Regions from separate parts of the Homo sapiens genome. Here region 1 is linked to region 2. The links are chromatin loops, found by intact Hi-C in ENCODE. Cell type or tissue: CD14-positive monocyte. All regions are shown on one strand. Links, peaks and the distances in the headings refer to the core of each region. The heading gives the core; the rest is flanking DNA.

The links. A loop is a pair of places that touch in the nucleus more often than their neighbours do. Peaks named below come from ENCODE experiments on the same cell type or tissue, not always from the same donor. Only the 100,000 strongest peaks of a DNase experiment are listed, where the experiment ranks them.
Region 1: a loop joins it to region 2, with 1.8 times the contacts of the local background. A loop is called at or near these places in 15 of 110 quality-filtered maps.

Annotation. Positions count from the first base shown.
Region 1 is chr15:51,703,928-51,713,971 of GRCh38, forward strand. It overlaps SCG3 (secretogranin III), which reads left to right. Exons shown (of 12, transcript NM_013243.4): 11 at 9,406-9,486. Among named protein-coding and RNA genes, the nearest start is that of SCG3, 27 kb to the left of the region's middle. In CD14-positive monocyte, for the core only: no CTCF peak of the experiment used is centred there; a DNase peak (open chromatin) is centred at 5,284.
Region 2 is chr15:51,755,237-51,765,280 of GRCh38, forward strand. All of the region lies in intron 1 of TMOD2 (tropomodulin 2), which reads left to right. Among named protein-coding and RNA genes, the nearest start is that of TMOD2, 8.7 kb to the left of the region's middle. In CD14-positive monocyte, for the core only: CTCF peaks have their summits at 4,750 (motif pointing left) and 4,949; DNase peaks (open chromatin) are centred at 685 and 1,465; H3K4me3 peaks cover 1,210 bases; H3K27ac peaks cover 917 bases.

The DNA of each region.
Region 1 (10,044 bases), core at 1,387-9,386, 51 kb before region 2:
TACATTGTACATTTTCCTACATTTTTTCCTACATTGACATAGCTGATGTGTCAACTCCAATTGTTTGGTAGTGGCCCATGTTGTGAAAGTTTATGATATTGCATCTGGGTTCAGGAAGAAAGAAAGCAGTAATGATCAATTAATAATGTTTGTCCTGAGCAAGAGTAGGCAGAACTGGTGATATGTGTGCCATGTTTGGGGACCCTGTAGACCAATCAGGCTGCTTTGACACTTCCATTCAACCCTAGGTCACTCTGGATGGGTGGTAAACTCTTTTTAAAATATATATATATATGTGTGTATACATACATACATACATATATATATATATATATATATATATATATATATAAAATAGCTCTTTTTTGAAATTGTGGTAAAATGTACATAACCTAAAATTTACCATCTTAACTGTTTTTAACTGTACAGTTTTGAGGCCCTAAGTACATTCACATTGTTTCTGTACCGTCACCACCATCCACCTCCAGAGCTCTTTTCATCTTGCAAAACTGAAACTCTGTACCAATTAAACAACACTTTTCCATTCTTGCTGTCCCCACTCCACGGCAATAACCATTCTATTTTCTGTCTCTATGGATTTGACTTCTATAGTGACCTCATATAAGTGGAATCATATAGCATTTTTCCTTCTGTGACCAGCTTACGTAACTTAGCATCATGTCCTCAATGTTCATCCATGTTGTAGCAAGTGTCAGAATTTTCTTCCTTTTTTAAGGCTGAAGAAATACTCCATTGTATGTATAAGCCACATTTTATCTATTTATTTGTCTATGGACGCTTGGGTTGCTTCTACCTTTTGGCTGTTGTGAGTAATACATATATATATATATATATATATATATATATACATCTCTCTTTGAGCTCCTTCTTTCAGTTCTTTTGGGTATATATCCAGAAGTGGAATTGCTGGATCATATGCTAATTCTATTTTTAATTTTTTGAGGAACCACCATACTGTTTTCTGTAGCAGCTGCACCATTTTAAATTTCTACCAATCGTGTGCAAGAGTTCCAGTTTCTCTACATCCTTGCCTAGACTTTTTATTTCTGGATTTTTTTTTATCCTAACAGATGTGAGGTGGAGGATGAATGGTAAATTTTTAAAAATAGCTAACCAGGACAAGAGTGGACTATGATCTGAGACAGAGAACCACGAATTGGGCAGCATAGAGCATTACAGCTCACCTCAACAGAAACCCAGTGTGCCTCAATCATCCCCTCTGGAAGTGACCCATGTATAGCAATCGTATTTCCCTAGAACCCAGTGAGCCATAGGCTACATCCTTTGACTTGCTGGGGTAACATGCTCAGTGCTTTAAACACCACCTTCTATCGCTGTGCACAGGGCTGTAGGAATGGGTGCTGACATTTCTGTTTGGTTTATTTTTAAGAAAACCATGTAAAAAATGAATATAAAAGAGATGATTCTCTGTAGTCCACTATTGCCTATTTAGGATGTGAGTGTTTGGAGACCAATGATAAGAGTGGATTTCCCTCTTCATTAGGATTTCCATCAGATAGTAATGGGGAGAGAGGAAGAGAGTAGACTAAAACTTTATCCATTTAGTGTTATTCTTTTTTTTTTTTTTCCCGAGACAGAGTCTCTATCTATCTCCCAGGTGGGAGTGCAATGGTGTGATATCTGCTCACTGCAACCCTCGCTGTCCAGGTTCAAGCAATTCTCCTGCCTCAGCCTCCCAAGTAGCTGGGATTACAGGCATGTGCCACCACACCCAGCTAATTTTTGTATTTTTAGTAGACATGGGGTTTCACCATGTTGGCCAGGCTGGTCTCAAACTCCCGACATCAGGTGATCCACCCAATCCATCCAGCCTACCAAAGTACTGGGATTGTAGGTGTGAGCCACCACGCCCAGCCTAGTGTTATTCTTTGCAATGGCTCTCCTAAAACATTAAAAAGAAGGCAGGAATTTGGGGTTAAAATTAGTCCCTCTGCTATTGTTCAGAGATGTAATTTATTAATGTTACCACTGAACCCATTACTCTGGGATAAGGACAACTGACTCTAAAACAGTTTAGAAAACACCAGCTAAGTGTAAGCCAAGGACCAGCAATTTCTAGGAAAAAAAAATGTATTAATCCCCAAAAGGACATACCGACATATATCTTTGTGTTCGCAGTTGTTTCATTGCACTTTTCTCAAGGGCTATTTTGCTTCCCTGTTATAAAACCCAGTGAGAAAACACCCATTGTCTCTAGGTAGAAAAAGAAAAGCATCCATGTGAGTGGAGGCAGGGTTGACTGGGTTTTCCGGGACAGTTATTCAGCAAGAAATAAACACTTATTCCAATGGCATGCCTAGCGCTGTGCTTAGGAAGCAGCTACAGAAGGAATATAAGAACCAATTCCTGCGTTTGAGGACTCAAGCAAGCTTTGAAATGGCCCAAGAATAGTCCTTAACTCATATGCTGGCAAGTGCAACACAGGCCACATACATGCACACATATCCCGCTTGTTGATGAGCCAGACATAGATAGAACAGGATCCCTTCAGGACGGAAAGCTGGAGGATGTTACAGAGTAGAATAAGGGATGAGGTAATGGTCCAGCTAAAACCACTTAAGGAAATAATTATAAGCAGAACACATTGGCAGGAATATCTGTGGGGAGTCTGTTTTGGCCTTGCGGTGTGTGAGGTGATAGCCCTATCTAACCACAGCAACTGTTTATTAACCATGCGTAGCATGAACTGGGTCCTGTGAGGAATATAAGTAATAATAATAATAGTAATAATAATAATACTCTATATTTATATCATGCTTCAGTTTACAAAGCACGTTTCTATGAATCTCATTTCAAGCTTAATGTAAAAAACAGCCAACTTCATTACCAATGATGAAAAATGATACATTCACCTTTGAAAATAGTTTGAACTATTTAAACTATGGTTTCCACAGGGACCCACATTAAGTATAATATTTTTAAATGTTGGTCTAGTTGTTTGACTGATTCAATAATTATTCCTAAGTTTATGGATATGCTAATAAATTATAATTTATTCTAACTTCAACCAAATCTATAAAGTTGCTTAACTTTTCAAGTAAATTGCTCTCTGAAAACTACTTTCAAACTTTATTTCATTATCTAAGTGTGGTTCTTTTTGCCATTTGGATGTTTACTCATTCACATCTGTTCTGTGAGTCACTGAAAGTCTTTTTTTTTAATCATCCAAGGGATGAAATAAGCATTCTAACACCCATAAACTCATTCCAGTGCTATCATTTAAGTTTACGGCTGGATAATAAAATTAGGCTGGAAAAGGTGATCTCTAAGATAACTTTCACTTAAATATCCTATCATCCTCATATCTTTTTTACAGGAGCCAGAAAAGTTAGCCTATTTAATAAGTTGATAATAAATTGCCTAATTCCTGTGGATACACTTATTTTTTAAGCAACATAAGAGAATTCACGCCTGCCTTCAAGCCTCCAGAGATTCTGCTAGAAATGTCCAAAAACAATGAGTCCAATATTCTCCCCTGGGAGTCAGCAAGTGGGTCAGGAAGACCCAAGTAGGCTTGGGAGAGCTATATATCAACATGGATTTTTCAAGGACAGAAAAGGGGAATTTCTTTCTTATGTACAAATCATGAATCTCCTTTTTAGAATTCACCCCTTGATTTACAAATCAGTAAAACAAGGCCCAGAAGATGAGCAACTTGCTCAAGATCTCATGGCCAAAGTGGTGGAGCTGGCCTTGAACCCATGTTTTCTGACTCTTCATCCAGTGCTCTTCCAGTCTTCCATGCTGCATCTAATGGGCATGTAAAATGTCATCATTATGCAGAATCTTGAATCTCACAGCTCCGTGGCCTGTGTCAGCACCCATGCGTCAGTATCAGTTGCTTTGCTTCATCCAGTTCAAAAGTGCAATCATGTAATCTTGACATAATTTTAAGTATTATATCAAACTTAGTTTTTATAAACACTCTTTTACAAAACCTAATGTCTTTAGTATATCCAGTATGCAATAGGACAACCCTATTGATTTATACACTTTCCCCAGAGGGAGAGAGTCAGGACAGCATAGTAGAGGAAGGACAAATTCATGTTTAGAAAAGATATTTTTCTCACAGTGTAAAAACCAGAACAGCCAGAAAAGCAAGGCTGCATCTCGACTCTGGCCCTCCTCCCATCTGCTTCAGCCTATGTTTTAAGGCTTGTGCTCTATTACCTCAGCCATGAGCTATTTTTTTTTTCCAAAGGAAGCTGAAATAAATTGAGGGAGAAAATAGTCCAGCTTTCCAAAGTCGACTCTCATAAGGCTTTCAGTGCACACTGCGTAAATAAAAGATTTGCTTTACAGCTCCTGCAAAGAGAAAAGTCAATATGAGCCAGCTGCTTTGCTCCAAGAGCAGAAGAGCACCTGATGTGATTCCCATTGTTGCCAATGCTCTTGTAAGCGTGTGGAGGTCTTAAAACTGGTGGCAGCGGTTCCCAAACTTTGCTGCACATTGGAGCCACCTCAAGATCATTAAAAAGTACAAATGTTTGGTCCCCAGTCCCAGATTCTGATTTAATTGGTCTGAGGAGCAATTTGGACATTGGGCCTTTAAAAGTTTTCGCTAAGTGATTTTAATGTGCATCAAAGTTTGAAAACAACTGCCTTGCCGGGCGCGGAGGCTCACGCCTGTCATCCCAGCACTTTGGGTGGCCGAGGAGGGCAGATCACGAGGTCAGGAGATCGAGACCATCCTGGCTAACATGGTGAAACCCCGTCGCTACTAAAAAATACAAAAAAAATTAGCTGGACAAAGTGGCGGGTGCCAGTAGTCCCAGCTACTCCGGAGGCTTGAGGCAGGAGAATGGCGTAAATCCGGGAGGCGGAGTTTGCGGTGAGCCGAGACTGCACCACTGCACTCCAGCCTGGGTGACAGAACGAGACTCCATCTAAAAAAAAAAAGAAAACCACTGCCTTGTCAGCCAGTTTACCAACAAGAGCAGGCACTCAATTTCTCTAGTCTAAAAGGTGAATTTGACCCAGCCCCAGTCATTAAAGGCTCCATATTTATTTTGGTTCAAAACCAGGCTCTGACCCTGTATTAGTTCTCTCTCACGCTGCTAATAAATACATACCCGAGACTGGGTAATTTATAAAGGAAAACAGTTTAATTGACTCACAATTCCACAGGGCTGAGGAGGCCTCAGGAAACTTATAATCATGGCGGAAGGGGAAACAAACAAGTCCTCCTTCACATGATGGTAGGAAGGAGAAGTGCTGAGCAAATGGGGAAAAGCCCCTTACGTAACCATCTGATCTTGTGAGAACTCACTCACTATCACAAGAACAGCAGCATGGGGGTAACCGCCCCCCTGATTCAATTACCTCCTACTGGGTCCCTCCCATGACACATGGGGATTATGGGAATGACAATTCAAGATGAGACTTGGGTGGGGACACAGCCCAACCATATCAGACCCTTACTTAGCTATGTCGCCTTGGGCATGTCATTTAACCTCTCTGAGCCTTAGTTTCTTCATGAATAAAATGGGAATAATGATATTTAATTAATAGAATTCTATGAAGAATAAATGACATATGGATGTAGTATATCTATCACATTTGTGTTTTAAATTGTTTCTGAAAAAATAGTTTCTGATATAGCTATCATTTAGGTTTAGAATCCATTAAATTTCAAGTCTCTCAAATAAATCATTCATTTTCACTAAAAAAAAAGGCAGAGATAAATCTATGCCATATATATATATATATATATATATATATATATATATATATTTTTTTTTTTTTTTTTTTTTTTTTTTTTTTTTTTTTGAGACAGAGTCTCGCTCTGTCGCCCAGGCTGGAGTGCAGTGGCGTGATCTCTGCTCACTGCAAGCTCCGCCTCCCGGGTTCATGCTATTCTCCTGACTCAGCCTCCCGAGTAGCTGGGACTACAGGTGCCCACCAACACGCCCGGCTAATTTTTTTTTTTTTTTTTTTTTTGTATTTTTAGTAGAGACGGGGTTTCACCATGTTAGCCAGGATGGTCTGGATCTCCTGACCTTGTGATCCGCCCGCCTCGGCCTCCCAAAGTGCTGGGATTACAGGCATGAGCCACCGCGCCCGGCCGGCTTGTAAGTTTTTTTAAGATGTAGTTTCCTAGTTTGGATTCCATGCTGACTGGGCAATCTTCTAATTGCAATTTGGCTTCTGTACAGAAAGATTTCATCCATTTACTCATTGACAAATATTTCTTGAGAGCTTACTCTCTGTCAGTCTTGTTCTAGGCAGAGGGTACATCAGCAAACAACATATTTCTAAGGGAGGAAGACAATAAACTTAACAAATTATATGCTACAGTAGAAGGTAATAAGTAGTCACCTTCTGATGGATAAAAATAAAGCATGAAAGAGGAGGAGAATGACGGGGTGTTCTGTTATAAATTAGGGAGACTGTCCTAATCATGTATGTTATAACCCATAAGATACTAGTCTCTCAATGAATTGCAGTCCAATTTTCTTTAAGCTATAGTAAACTCATTCTCTGTTATGAGTTGATAATGTTGATATAGTGAATAAAATAGCTTTTCATACATTACATACTTTTTAAAATTCCATACCATTTTTATAGGTAATTGGTTCCTGAACAAAAAGCAGCCTAATACAATAATGCTGAGACCTCTACTTTATTTTTCTTTTGAGACAGAATCTGGCTGTGTTGTCCAAGCTGGAGTGCAGTGGTGCAATCTTGGCTCACTGCAACCTCCACCTCCTGGGCTCAAGCAGTCCTCCCACCTCAGCCTCCTAATAGCTGGGACTACAGATGCACACCACCATGCCTGGCTAATTTTTTTTTTTTTTTTTTTTTTTGGTAGACATGGGGTTTTTCCATGTTGCCCAGGCTAGTCTCAAACTCTTAGGTTCAAGCGATCTGCCCACCCTGGCCTCCCAAAGTGCTGGGATCACAGGTGTGAGCCACAGAGCCTGGTCAAGGCCTTTATTTCAAATTGTCTTATGTTGAGTTCCCTCCAAGGCATGCACTAAGAGAAGGATTTGAGGTGAAGTAGCTTCATTGGGAAGTGACCCCAGGAAGCACCACTGCAGGGTAGGTACATGAGCAGGAAGAGAAAAAAGCCAATATAAGGTGTGATAATGAGCAAGCTTCAGCATGGGCGACTAGAGCTCAATCCTATTGAAGACTTCTGGGAAACAGTAGAACATGCCTAAGGAACAAGGAAGCTGATGCATTGATCTACCCATTTCATCCGTCATCAGTTGAAGGCTGCTCTAGTAGCTAGCTATGAAGAGGGAGGCATGAGAGTGGGTAATGTTTGCCCCACGATGGCGAAAACTTCATTTGTTTTTACTCTCCTAATTTGGAATTTTTAATGCAGTGTCTAAACAGACTAAGCTGTGGTTTTCCTTATCCCAAAAAAGCTCTAACATCATGATACGATATCAGAGAAGATAGTAGAAAAAATGCTTAATATTATGTAAAGAACAAGACTATTTTCAGACATACTCAAAAGTTGCAAAAGCCCTAACTACCTAATGAGTGAATGACAAATCATTATTCATTAAAGTGAGCCCTATGGGGATCAGTAATTTGATTTAAACTCTTTAAAATAATGAAGTTGCATTGTTTAGAAATGGTCTGCACTAAGATTTCTCTCTTTGTTCAAAATACCTTATCTAACTGAATTAATTTGAAATAGAAAACACTGTATTTTTAAAATTATTATTTATGTATCTGTTTATTAGTAGAGATAGGGTCTCACAATGTTGTGCAGGCTGGTCTTGAACTCCTGGCCTCAAACAATCCTCCCTCTTTGGCCTCCCAGACTGCTGAAATCAAGGAAGTTTCTACACCAACTATTGAAGTAAATAAGGACTAAAAATTGTGGATCTCTTCTGGTGTCCATTTACCCCTTTTTGTGTAGTAGTCTCTGTGCTTCTTTGGGGACCAGATGACACAGATCTTCGGTGGTAAGGCAAGAGTGGGCTTCAAGATCAGGAAGAAAGATGCTCAGAGAGTCACTTAGGTAAATACAGTGCGGGCAATTGGAACATGGGCAACTCTTAGGGCAGTGTTATTGTACATGGACTGTAGTTGGAGGTACCCAGGTTCAAGCCTGGCTCTGCTACTTGTTAGTCATGTGATTATGACTTTATGTCTCTGTGCTTCAGTGTCTTCATCTGTAAAATGGGGATGATAATAAGACTGCCTCAAAAAGTTGTCGTGAAGAATAAATGAGACAATGCATTTTGGAGCATAAAGCAGTCCCCAGTACATGATAAGCACACAGTACAGGTAGCTCAACCAAGAGGGCTGTGCAGTAGAGTAGAGGTAAGAGGGCTCAGATGGGGCTCAGAATGGGGTGGTCACCACACTGAGCTCTGCAGCTATTGCTTCTGCAGAGGCCCTGGACTTTGAAAGCCTCTTTTTGTAAGCCATCTGGTACTTTCTAGAGCACCTGGTTTCTTGGTGCTGACTCCCTAAGCTTTAGGGCCTCACCTGGTTAAGAGAGTGGCTGATTTTTTTGATATAGAACAAAGCAACATTACTGTCCATGTCTGAAGGTGAGGTCTTATCCTGCAGGGAATGCAGGTAGCGGAAGCTAAGCAGATCAGAGTCCAAATGCCAGCTGTTATTTCCTGTGTAGCCTTAGCCTACTCACTTCGCCTCTCTGAGCCCCAGATTCCTCATCTCTCAGTGGATGGTAATATCCGCTTGCAGACATCAGTACAGGTAAAGGGCATCACAGAGTAGGTGCATGAGTGATGCCTGGTATTCTCATGCCACACTTGAGGCCCATCGAACAGTGTTTACATCCTGGGGAGTTTTATTAGAGCCAGTTCTAAGGTTTGCCATCCAAACCTTGAAGTGAGGCACTGGTCGCCTCTTTGTCTAAGTTTTTGCCCGCCCCCTGCCAGAATTGGGCAGAAGACTTAGAGCTGCTTACACAAAGCCACACATTTGGACTTTTAACTGAAGTGATGGAATCTTTAAGTATCTGCCACTCTCATTCAAGTCCTTGGCTTGATGATGCTCCTCAGTTTGGAAGAACCATCCCTAACCAGAAATGAACTAATCTAAGGACCCATCTATCTAGTAAACTGAATCAAAACTCTTCTCTGCCAGGACATCAAGGTGGATTTATTTGTGTGTGGGAATCATGCCCCTTGACACTTACCAACTTGATTCTTCCTCCTGGAACCTCATCCGCACCTGCTCTCCTTGACCTAAACCCCTCAACACACAAACACACATAGACACATACAAATATGTACATTACCTAGTTAGGGAAACAACCTTGCAAATGCTGCATAAGTCTAATATTTGTGGTTCTGAACATACGTGTGGTCTTTAAAATGAGATGTAGTGATATTTCCTGAGTGTTTGATATAGTTCTCTTACCTCTTCCAGGAAAAACAGAAGCCTATTTGGAAGCCATCAGAAAAAATATTGAATGGTTGAAGAAACATGACAAAAAGGGAAATAAAGAAGGTAGGACCAAGTGTGGTTGTACATTGCAAACTTCACCCATTTGTCAGGGGCTCTTGTTATATAAAAATTCCCACAGTCAAATTGACTGTGCTAAAGTCTCCCCGCAGAGCCCAAAAAAGACTGAAGTCACCTGTCAGATACAGAGGGGAACAGAACCTCCATTTCTCTTATTATTCAAATTAGCCTTTCAAGCAAAGGCGTTTTCTTTTCTTTTACGTTTTATTAGGAAAAATGTCAAGCAAACGTAGAACGAATAGCATAATGGATCCCTGTGTCTCCAGCACCCATCTTCAATAATTATCAAATGTTGCCAGTCTTGTTTTATCTAGCCCCCCTTTCTTGGAGTATTTTAAACAAAGGCATTTTCTGAGCACAAATTTTGTGCACCCTGCAGTCACAAAAGCAGTCACTCGCTTACATAAAGCAAAACACAGAACCAGGCCCTGTTCTAAGTGCCAGAGATGTCCCGCCCAAGGAATGCACAGCGTCATTAGAGCTATGGTTGGCCCTGCTCAGTGATGTCATGGATAGGTGTGTTACTGCCAAGGAGGTGAGAAG
Region 2 (10,044 bases), core at 580-8,579:
ACTGAAATAGCCACCTTTCCTCCCAAAGCCATTTTGAGTTCCTTGGCCTTGGTCCCATGTTTCAGCACAACCTTCCTTAAAGCTGTGATTTCTTGCTATTTCTGCTTTTATGATTTGCCATCCTGTTTTGGCATCAAGGCTGCCCCACTAATTACCTCTTTCACATGTGTCATCACTATTCCTAGGTTCCCCTGGTGAGAGCTAGGTAGGGTGGGGATGAGAAAGTCAACTCCAGGACTGTGAGTGGCAGGAGCTCACAAAATAGGGCACAAGGCCAGCCATGCCAAGCCTGGACATGAGGAGAAAGGAGACAAGCTGGGGCACAAGCCCTAAGAAAGGACCAGGAGGTCCCTCATCAGAGTGGTTAGAGGAGTGTGGAGTCCAGTGAGCTGGGCTGCTATTCAAGCGGTGTGCATGGGGACAACTGTCCTCATTGTTGATAAACAACCATTCTGACTGGGCAGTGTCCCTTCTATACCAGTTGCTAAATGTTTTGCACATCATCTAGGTAAGCACTCACAAGTCAGGGTGCATACAGCATCCATAAGTCATTACAAAACCTGGATCAAAACCTAGCTGGTATAAAATGCCAAAGAAAGAGACAAGATGAGTGAGTCAAAGACCACATAAGCAAGCAGAAGAAAGGAGGGCACATGAATCAAAGGACAAAAAGCAGGAAACCCGGTGCCAATCAGGAAGTTAGAAGAAGCCCATAAGTTCCCAAAGGCAAGAGGAAGGACATGGTTAAAAGCAACAGGCAGTTAAAACCCAGAAAGGCGCAGATCTCCAAGTGGAAGGCAAGGAGATAAATAGAGGTCAAGCAAGAGGAACTCCTCTAAAAACAGAAAAGAAGGCCAAACACAGGGACAAGACAACAGCGGGAAATAGGACCCGCCATGAGAATTAGAAACCAAGAGGCAGGCTGGGCAGACAGCAAGACTTTTTGGCTTTTTGACTGCTTCCTACCCAGGTGGAAATCTATCTCATAGCTTGGCTAGCTTACACTATGGTGGCTTTCTACACCTGGCAATGCTGACCCGCAGCTCTTACAGGTTTTGCCTCTTTATATTCAGCAGATCTTGATGGGGAAAACAGAGGGAAAGAACACCTAAAACACGAGATTATTCCACAACCAAGGACGAAAGAGAAATAGCTTTGACTGAGGGCTTGCGCTTGCTAGACACTGCGCCTAATATGTACATGGTCACCTTAAGTGTCACCTCAGCCTTCTGAGATAAGTACTGTTCTTTGCATGTTTTACTGAGGAAGGACCAGAAGTTTGGAGAGGTTGTCACTGCACACATATCTGCACCATCAGACCTTGGGTTGGTTAACTCCAAGGCCCGTGCTTTTAGTCTTCTGTGTTCTTCTAACCTTGGACAGGAGCAGTCACTAGTGGGCACCTTGTTTTTCAAGTATGATTTAATCTTTGGCAAGTTTGTGTTGTAAGATTGGGAAATACGAGCTCTGCATTCTAGTAAGATCTGTTCCTCTTTCCTCTTTCAGCTTGTTCCTTCCCATTGCCGTACCATATTTCAGACTGAGACTTCTCCTTATCCCGCCTCATTCTGTCCTTCATCCTCTGCAAGTATTTCCCAGAATATATAGAAGTCTTTTAGTTGTTTAAAATAAAACAAACTTAATTGGCCCATCTTCAAATAGCTACATTACAAAACAGGCGGTTGCTGTGTTATATTTGCCCAGCAGCCAGAAATGAATTAAATATCTAAGATCAATTCATGTTTTGTTGGAGGATACATTGATATGCAGATTCTGTTCTAATTTACTAGTTTTAGAAAATGTGGATTTGGTTCTGGTGCAAATCGGTGCACTAATTGTTTAAAATTATGAAATATTGAAGACATATTAAAAAGAATAAAGAGGGCTGAGCGTGGTGGCTCACGCCTGTAATCCCAGCACTTTGGGATGCCAAGGCAGGTGGATCACCTGTGATCAGGAGCTCGAGACCAGCCTGGCCAACATGGTGAAACCCCGTCTCTACTAAAAATACAAAAATTAGCTGGGCGTGGTGGCGGGCACCTGTAGTCCCAGCTTCTCGGGAGGCTGAGGCAGGAGAATGGCGTGAACCCGGGAGGCAGAGCTTGCAGTGAACGGAGATCGCACCACTGCACTCCAGCCTGGGCGACACAGCCAGACTCCGTCTCAAAAAAAAAAAAAAAAAAAAAAAGCCATACTCCTTATTTTCCTTCCCAAGGCTTGTATATTTGGATAATAGGAAGAGTTATTTAAGGGCCCAAGTCATGCTTCCATCAGCTCAAGTCTTTAATCCTATTTTCTGTTTTCCTAACTGGCTCCTGTACTTGCCCACCAGGACTCCTGGAAGCCTTGTTAGGCATTTGCTTCACTCCAGCATGTACATTAGCATCATATTGCATGTTAAATGCTTGCCATGGGACAGACACACCACTGGAGGGGAGGCTGTAGCAGTGCTTGCTAACTTCCCACGGCAGCATTGCTAACAGGACGGAAGACAAATGGGAGCCCTTGGGCAGCCTTGGTGGGGGCAAAAGCAGACCAGCCATGAGCTGGAAAAGCTTTGATTTGACTTTAAAAGCTATGAGAATACTGCATTCTTCTCCACAGTATTTCTATATTTGCTTTTTAAAAATACAGCCTGGGCAATGTAGCGAGACCCTGTCTCTACAAAAAATTTAAAAACTAGCTGAGTATAGTGGGACATACCTGTAGTCTCAGCTGGGGTCAAAGGAGGTGGGGGGAATACTGAGGCAAGAGGTTCACTTAAGCTCAGGAGTACAAGGCTGCAGTGAGCTATGATCACATCATTGCACTCCAGCCTGGGGAACAGAGTGAGACCCTATTTCTAATAATAATAATAATAATAATAATAACTAGCTTTTCCCCAAATCTTCAGATCAAAGTTGTGCTCCAGGAGGATGCAAGTTTTTTTTTTCTCCTCTGACTTTGAGATCCCCTGGTACATTGACACAACATAGGCAATTTGTTTTAACAGCTACTGTTACATAGTATGAACATGTTATTTTAATTAATTAATGTATTTTCCTACTGAAGTATGACATGGCACTTATTTTCTGGGAGTTTGTAGTGTAGCTGGAGAGAGAACCATACATGCAACATACATGAAAAGATAGCAAGATATGTCAAATTGGTGATGTAGGCATACAAATTTAGAGGAAGGGGCAACTTCTGTGGGCTTAGATGATCTCAGAAAGCTCCATCACAGGGAGAGGAAGCAGTGGATAGAGTGGAATGAGCTCTGGACCTGCGGGTTCATTTGAACTCATTTCTTTCACATGACATTTGTTACACAATATTTATTGGATACCTACTTCAGATCAAGAACTGTGCTGGGAGTCAGGATTTTATCAGTGAATAAAACTCATACAGTCCCCCTCCCTCACAGAGATTAGCAAGGAAAATAGAGATAAAGCAAGTAGTTGTAATAAAGCCAAGAACAGATGTGATTAAAGGGGTAGCATGGAGATGGGGAGTGACCCAGACCTTGTCTCCAGGTCCAAACAAGGCTTCCCTGAAGAAGTGAAGCTTGCATGAGACCAGGGGATGAGTAGGATAGCAGTCAGCCAGAGGGGAGTGGGGTGAGAGTGTTCTGAGCAGAGAGAACAACATAAGGCATGATCCAGGCATTGGAATTGGGCCAGGAGGCTGGAGCCAGGAGGAGATGGGGAGTGCAGCACAGGATGAGGCTGACGAAGATGACAGAAGACAGACTGAATTTGAACCTTATCCTCAAGGCAGCAGAAGCCACTGGAGGATTTTAAGTAACTAGAGAAGAGTTGTTTAACTCTGTGCTCACTTTGGCCATTTGTATGGCGAATGGATCAGGAAGGGATAGGGTTGAATGTGGACAATGCAGATGAGTGAAGTGGGTGGATTCTCAACACGTTTAGGTAAGGACAGGATTTGGTGATTGATGGCTGGAAAAGAGACGAGAGAGAGAAGATGTTAAGGATGGCTCCCTGGTTTTTCGGCCAATTTCCTGAAATGGGAGATTCTGGAGGAGGAAAGATGATGAGAGCACTTCTGACATATTTGAGGTGTCTGAGGCAGCCAAGGAGAGATGTGAATTAGGCAGATGGAAATATAGGGGCCTAACCCTCAGGAAAAAAGTCTAGGATGAAGATACAGATTTTGGAATCTCCTGGATATATATTATAATTAAAATTTTGGAGGCAGATGAGTTCCTCCAGAGAGAATATGTAGTATGGAAATAGAAGAATTTATAAGATGAGACCTTGAAGAATGCCAGTATTTAAGGTGGAGGAAGAAGAATTGCTAAAAGAGACCAAAAAGAAATGGTCAGAGAAATAGAAGAAAAACCATCTATGTTGCTGGATTGAGCAATCTTTAAGGACTCTTTCAGCTCTGACATTCTGTGGTCCTGCAGAACTGGGATCTGAGCCAGGTCTCAAGAGCAGAGCGCATAGATAGGCCATGAGAATAGAGAACAGCATTCCAAGTAATATTAATGTATCAGCCAGCATCCCAACAAGAAACGGGATACACTCGAGTAACTTGAGAAAAATTTAATAAAGAGGCTATTTACAAAGATGGGGGGAGGATTTAGGGAATCCAACAAGGCAGAACTCTGGCACCAGCTGCACAAGGAACCCTTACCACCCAAGGCCTGAGGCCAGCCAGGGGCAGGCAGCTGTATGGAGAGGGCTGCCTCTTGGGAGATGTGACCTTCTGGACCCAATCTCCCCCTCCCCTGCTCTCCAGTTTCCTGCTAGTGCCCCCTGTGGGCCAAACAGAAGCCAGACAGAAAGGGAACCCATTGATACAGTCTAAATAGATCATCTTCCTGGAGCACAGAGCAGCAGGGGAGTGGATGTGGAGGTGCAAACAGAAGACAGCCAGAACAATCATCCTGGAAAATGGAAGTATTTGGGTAAGAGGGTGTGTTCATTCCCTATTGCTGCTGTAACAAATTAGCATAAATCCAGTGGCTTAAAACAATACAAACTTATTCTTACTTTTGTGGAAGTTAGAAGTCTGAAACACATGTCACTGGGCTAAAATCAAGGTGTCACAGGACTGTATTCCTTTCTGAAGGCCCTAGGGGAGAATCCATGTCCTTGCCCTTCCCAGCCTCCAGAGGCTGCCCACATCCCTTGGCTCATGGCCCCTTCCACCATCTTCAAAGCAAAAAAATTGCATGACACTGACTCTTCTGCCTTCCTCTTCCATCTTTTAAGAGTCCTTTGGATTACATTGGCACACCCAGATCATCCAAAATGGTCTTTCTATTTTTAAATCCTTAATCTGGGCTGGGCGTGGTGGCTCACGCCTATAATCTCAGCACTTTGGGAGGCCGAAGTGAGTGGATCACTTGAGATCAGGTGCTCAAGACCAGCCTGGGCAACATGGTGAAACCCCATCTCTACTAAAAATACAAAAAATTAGCTGGGTATGGTGGTGCATGCCTGTAATCGCAGCTACTCTGGAGGCTGAGGCAGGAGAATTGCTTGAACCCGGGAGGTAGAGGTTGCAGTGAGCCGAGGTCGTGCCATTGCACTCCAGCCTGGGCAACAACAGCAAAACTCTGTCTCAAAAAAAGAAAAAAAAATCCTTAATCCTTAATCTAATCACAACTCATTTGTTTTGCCATGTAAAGTAACATATAGATGTGAGGAATAGGAGGAGGACGTATTTAGGTGGCCATGATTCTGCCTACCACAGAGAGCAAATAAGCCATTTTAGCCGAAGTGGGCTCCCCAGGAAAGTAACGAGAGAGAAAACAGGAAGTGCAGGTTAAAGCCAAATCATGGGAGCTTTGGAGCTAGATTGTCTGGATTTCATTCTGTGGACAAGAGGGAGCCATTGTAAGTTCTTAACCAGGGAAGTGGCTTGTTAGCAGTGTTGAGAAAAATGATCCAATTATAGTGTTCTGGGTAGCTTACAGGGAAAAACAGAAATCTTTCAAGATGCAATCAGAGTAGTGCAGGTATGAAGGAACAAAAGGCTGAAACAAGAGTGAAAAGAAGGGGTGGTGTGAAAAATGTTGTGCAATAAGGACCTGCAGGAGGTGCTGACCGGCTGGACTCAGAAAAAAAAGTGGGAGAGTCTGAAGCTGGTCTGAGTGTTGGGAGTGTCTGACTGGTAGATTAATCTAGACGGCAACTCTGTTTAGAGAAAAATTGGGAGTTTAGGTTTAGTTAGAGAATCCAGCAATAGAAATCCAAATAGAGGCTGGGCACTGTGGCTCATGCCTGTAATTCCAGCACTTTGGGAGGCTGAGGCAGGAGGATTGCTTGAGCCCAGGAATTCAAGACCAGCCTGGGCAATATAGTAAGACCTCATCTCTGCAAAAAAGAAAAAAAAATTTAATTAGCTGGGCATGGTGATACACACCTGTAGACCCAGCTACTCGAGGGACTGAAGCAGGAAGATCATTTGAGCCCAGGAATTGGAGGCTGCAGTTAGCTATGATCAAGCCAGCCTGGGCAACAGAATGAGACCCTGTCTTTAAAAAAAAAAAAAAATTCAAATAGAATCTTATAAACTCTAAGATACCATTGATTGTAAAACTCTCCAGTATTTTATGTATCACTAAGAAAAAAAGGCTGGCAATCAAAATATAACATGTTTTCTTAAAAATACAAATTTTTGGCCGGGCACGGTGGCTCATGCCTGTAATCCCAGCACTTTGGGAGGCCGAAACAGGCAGATCACGAGGTCAGGAGATCGAGACCATCCTGGCTAACACTGTGAAACCCTGTCTCTACTAAAAATACAAAAAAAATTATCCGGGCGTGGTGGCGGGCACCTGTAGTCCCAGCTACTCAGGAGGCTGAGGCAGGAGAATGGCATGAACCCGGGAGGTGGAGCTTGCAGTGAGCCGAGATTGCGCCACTGCACTCCAGCCTGGGTGTGAGTGTGAGACTCTGCCTCAAAAAAAAAAAAAAATACAAATTTTTGGCTGGGCACAGTGGCTCATACCTGTAATTCCAGCACTGTGGTAGGCCAGGCTGGGAGGATTGTTTGAAGACTGGAGTTGGAGACCAGCCTGGACAACATAGTGAGATCCTGTATCTTCAAAAAATAAAAAAAAAATAGCCCGGCATGGTGGTGCACACCTGTAGTCCTAGCTACTTAGGAGACTGATGTGGGAGAATCGCTTGAGCCCAAGAGGTCAAGGCTGCAGTGAGTTGTACTGACATACAACTGAACTCAAGCCTGGCAACAGACTGAGACCGTGTCTCAAAAAATAATAATAATTTTTACTTTATTGAAAGAGCTGTTTTCGACTTCCACATAGGTTTTTTGAAATCTTTTTTACTGAAGTGTAAATGACATACAATAAAGTGCACATATTTCAAGTGTACAGTTTGATAAGTTTTGATATATGCATGTATGTGTGAAACCATCACCACAATCAAGGTAGTAAACATATGCAACATCCCCAAAAGGTTCCCCATGCCCCTATGTCATTCCTCTCATCAGCCCCTCCCACCTCTCTCCCATGCCTAAGCAACTGTGATTTCTTTCTGTCATATAAATTAGTTTATGTGTTCTAAAATTTTAGATAAATGGAATCCTGCAGTATACATTCTTTTTGGTCTTCTTTCTCTCATTATAATTATTTTGAGGTTCATCCATGTTTTTGTGTACATCAATAGTTCATTCCCTTTTATTGCTGAGAAGTATTCCATTATGTGGATATACGACAATTTGTTTATTTTTATTTATTTATTTAGGGACAGGGTCTTATTCTGTTGCCCAGGCTGGAGTGCAGTGGTGCAATCATAGCTCACTGCATCCTCGACCTCCTGGCTGAAGCAATTCTCCCACCCCAACCTCCCGAATAACTGGGACTACAGGCATGTGCCACCATGCCCAGCTAATTTTTAAAAAAAAAAATTGTAGAAACGGGGTCTCACTGTGTTGCCCAGGCTGGTCTCAAATTCCTGGGCTCAAGAAATCCTCCTGCCTCAGCCTCCCAAAACATTGGGACTACAGGCGTGAGCCACTGCACCTGGTCACAATTTGTTTTTTATTCATTTACTATCATTCACATTGTTTTCAATTTTTGGCAATTACAAATAAATGTGCTATGAATATACATGGATTTTTAAAATCATATATCTCTCCTGTGCATACATTAAAAGGGGAAATGTAAGTGAAATGCATTCATTAGTTGATATTCTTAAAACTTCTTCACACTCAGAGTCCAACATTTTAGATCACTATTTTACTTATCCATATCTGGTTCTTTTCCACATAATAATTTCCTCTGTGCCATCGAGTGGTAATTTAAAAAATCTGTAAAAAAACAAAACTAAAACTAAAAGCCATTGAACTGGGCACTTAAACTCACTCTGTAATTATGTGGAACTGTCCTAATCTGGGCCTCTCTTCAGGAGTGCTGCTAAACATACCTGCATTGTCACCTCCCCACGATTGTCTGCTTTCTAAATTTTAAAAGAGTATTCCACAGTTGTCCCTGGGATTTCCTTCCAAGACCTTTACATCCACTCTGCTAGTTTTGAAGTTGGTGCTTTTGATATTTAGGTATATACAAGCAATGACAAGTACATTTTTACTGCTGCTGGGACAACAGTAATTGTAGGACACCATGAATTCTAAGACACATCTCAATTTCAGAATGTTAAATGTGGCAAAGTATGCATTTTAGAATCCATTAAGTAGGGTGCTTCAACCAATTCATTTGATGGATAAGGGCCTGGAAGATGCCATCCTTGTCCTGTGTGATGCAGTAAGTTAGTGGTAGCTGGCACCAGAACAAAGTGTATAGGATCCAATTGGTTTCTCTGACTTTAGTAGAATTTTTGTTTGTTTATTTACTAGAATATAGTCATTAAAGATTTAAAAAAAAAAAAGGAGGGCTGGGAGACCTCATCTCTACAAAAAAAAATTAAAAATTAGCTAGGCATCGTGGCACATGCCTGTAGTCCCGGGCTTCGTGTTGCACACTTGTAATCCCAGCTACTCCAGAGGTTGAGGTGGGAGGATCACTTGAGCCCAGGAGCTGGAGGTTGCAGTGAGCCGAGATGGTACCACTGCATTCCAGCCTGGGCAACAGAGGGAGACCCTATCTCTAAATTAATAAATAAGAAGCTGAGCTAATGGAAAAGAGCGTTGCATTGCATGTGAAAGGGGTATCGACACAGAAACCACAAACCTGAACATTGTGAGCCGTTGAATTCACAAAGGAAAGGGAACACTATTCCAATAGCCCTTAAGAGGCCCACCTGCAGCCAGTCTCGTTCCATGCCAACTCATTCTTCATTCTTATGATTTGAACTCATAAAAAAAGATTGGCGTGCTCAGATCACTCCCCTACTTTAAGAAGCTGTGGTGGCTTGCCATTCCCAACAGAATAAAGTTCAGGTCCCTTAGCAAGGCGCAGAAGGAAGGCCCTTCACAGATGTCCCACCCTCGTCTTTAGTTCTTTCCTCTCCCTTCCTCCATGAATCCCCCTCTGTAGCCATGCCGCCTGCTCTACCAGCATATCATTTACTGTCTTATCCTGTACCCCTTTGTGCTGTTCCCTTTTCCTAGAATGACACTTGCCCATTCATGTCCACCTTATGACCTCCTCCTTCAATGTTCAAACACAGCCTCTTTTTCACAGTTTCCCCTCAAACTTCCCCCACTTACTCAGTGATTATTTCCCCATGTGTTTTCAAACCTACTTTTTACATTATGTCTAATACTTACGGCATTATTGCTGTTTGTGTGAGAGTCTCACTAAGCTGTGATCTTGGGGAGAGGGGGCATTTTGATAAATATAATTTTTTTTTTGAGAGAGTCTCACTCTGTCACCCAGGCTGGAGTGCAGTGATGCCATCTCAGCACTGCAACCTCTGCCTCCCGGGTTCAAGCAATTCTCCTGCCTCAGCCTCCCGACTAGCTGGGACTACAGGCACATGCCACCACACCCAGCTAATTTTTGTATTTTTAGTAGAGATGGGGTTTCACCATATTGGTCAGGCTGGTCTCAAACTCCTGACCTCAGGTGATCCACCTGCCTTGGCCTTCCAAAGTGCTGGGATTACAGGC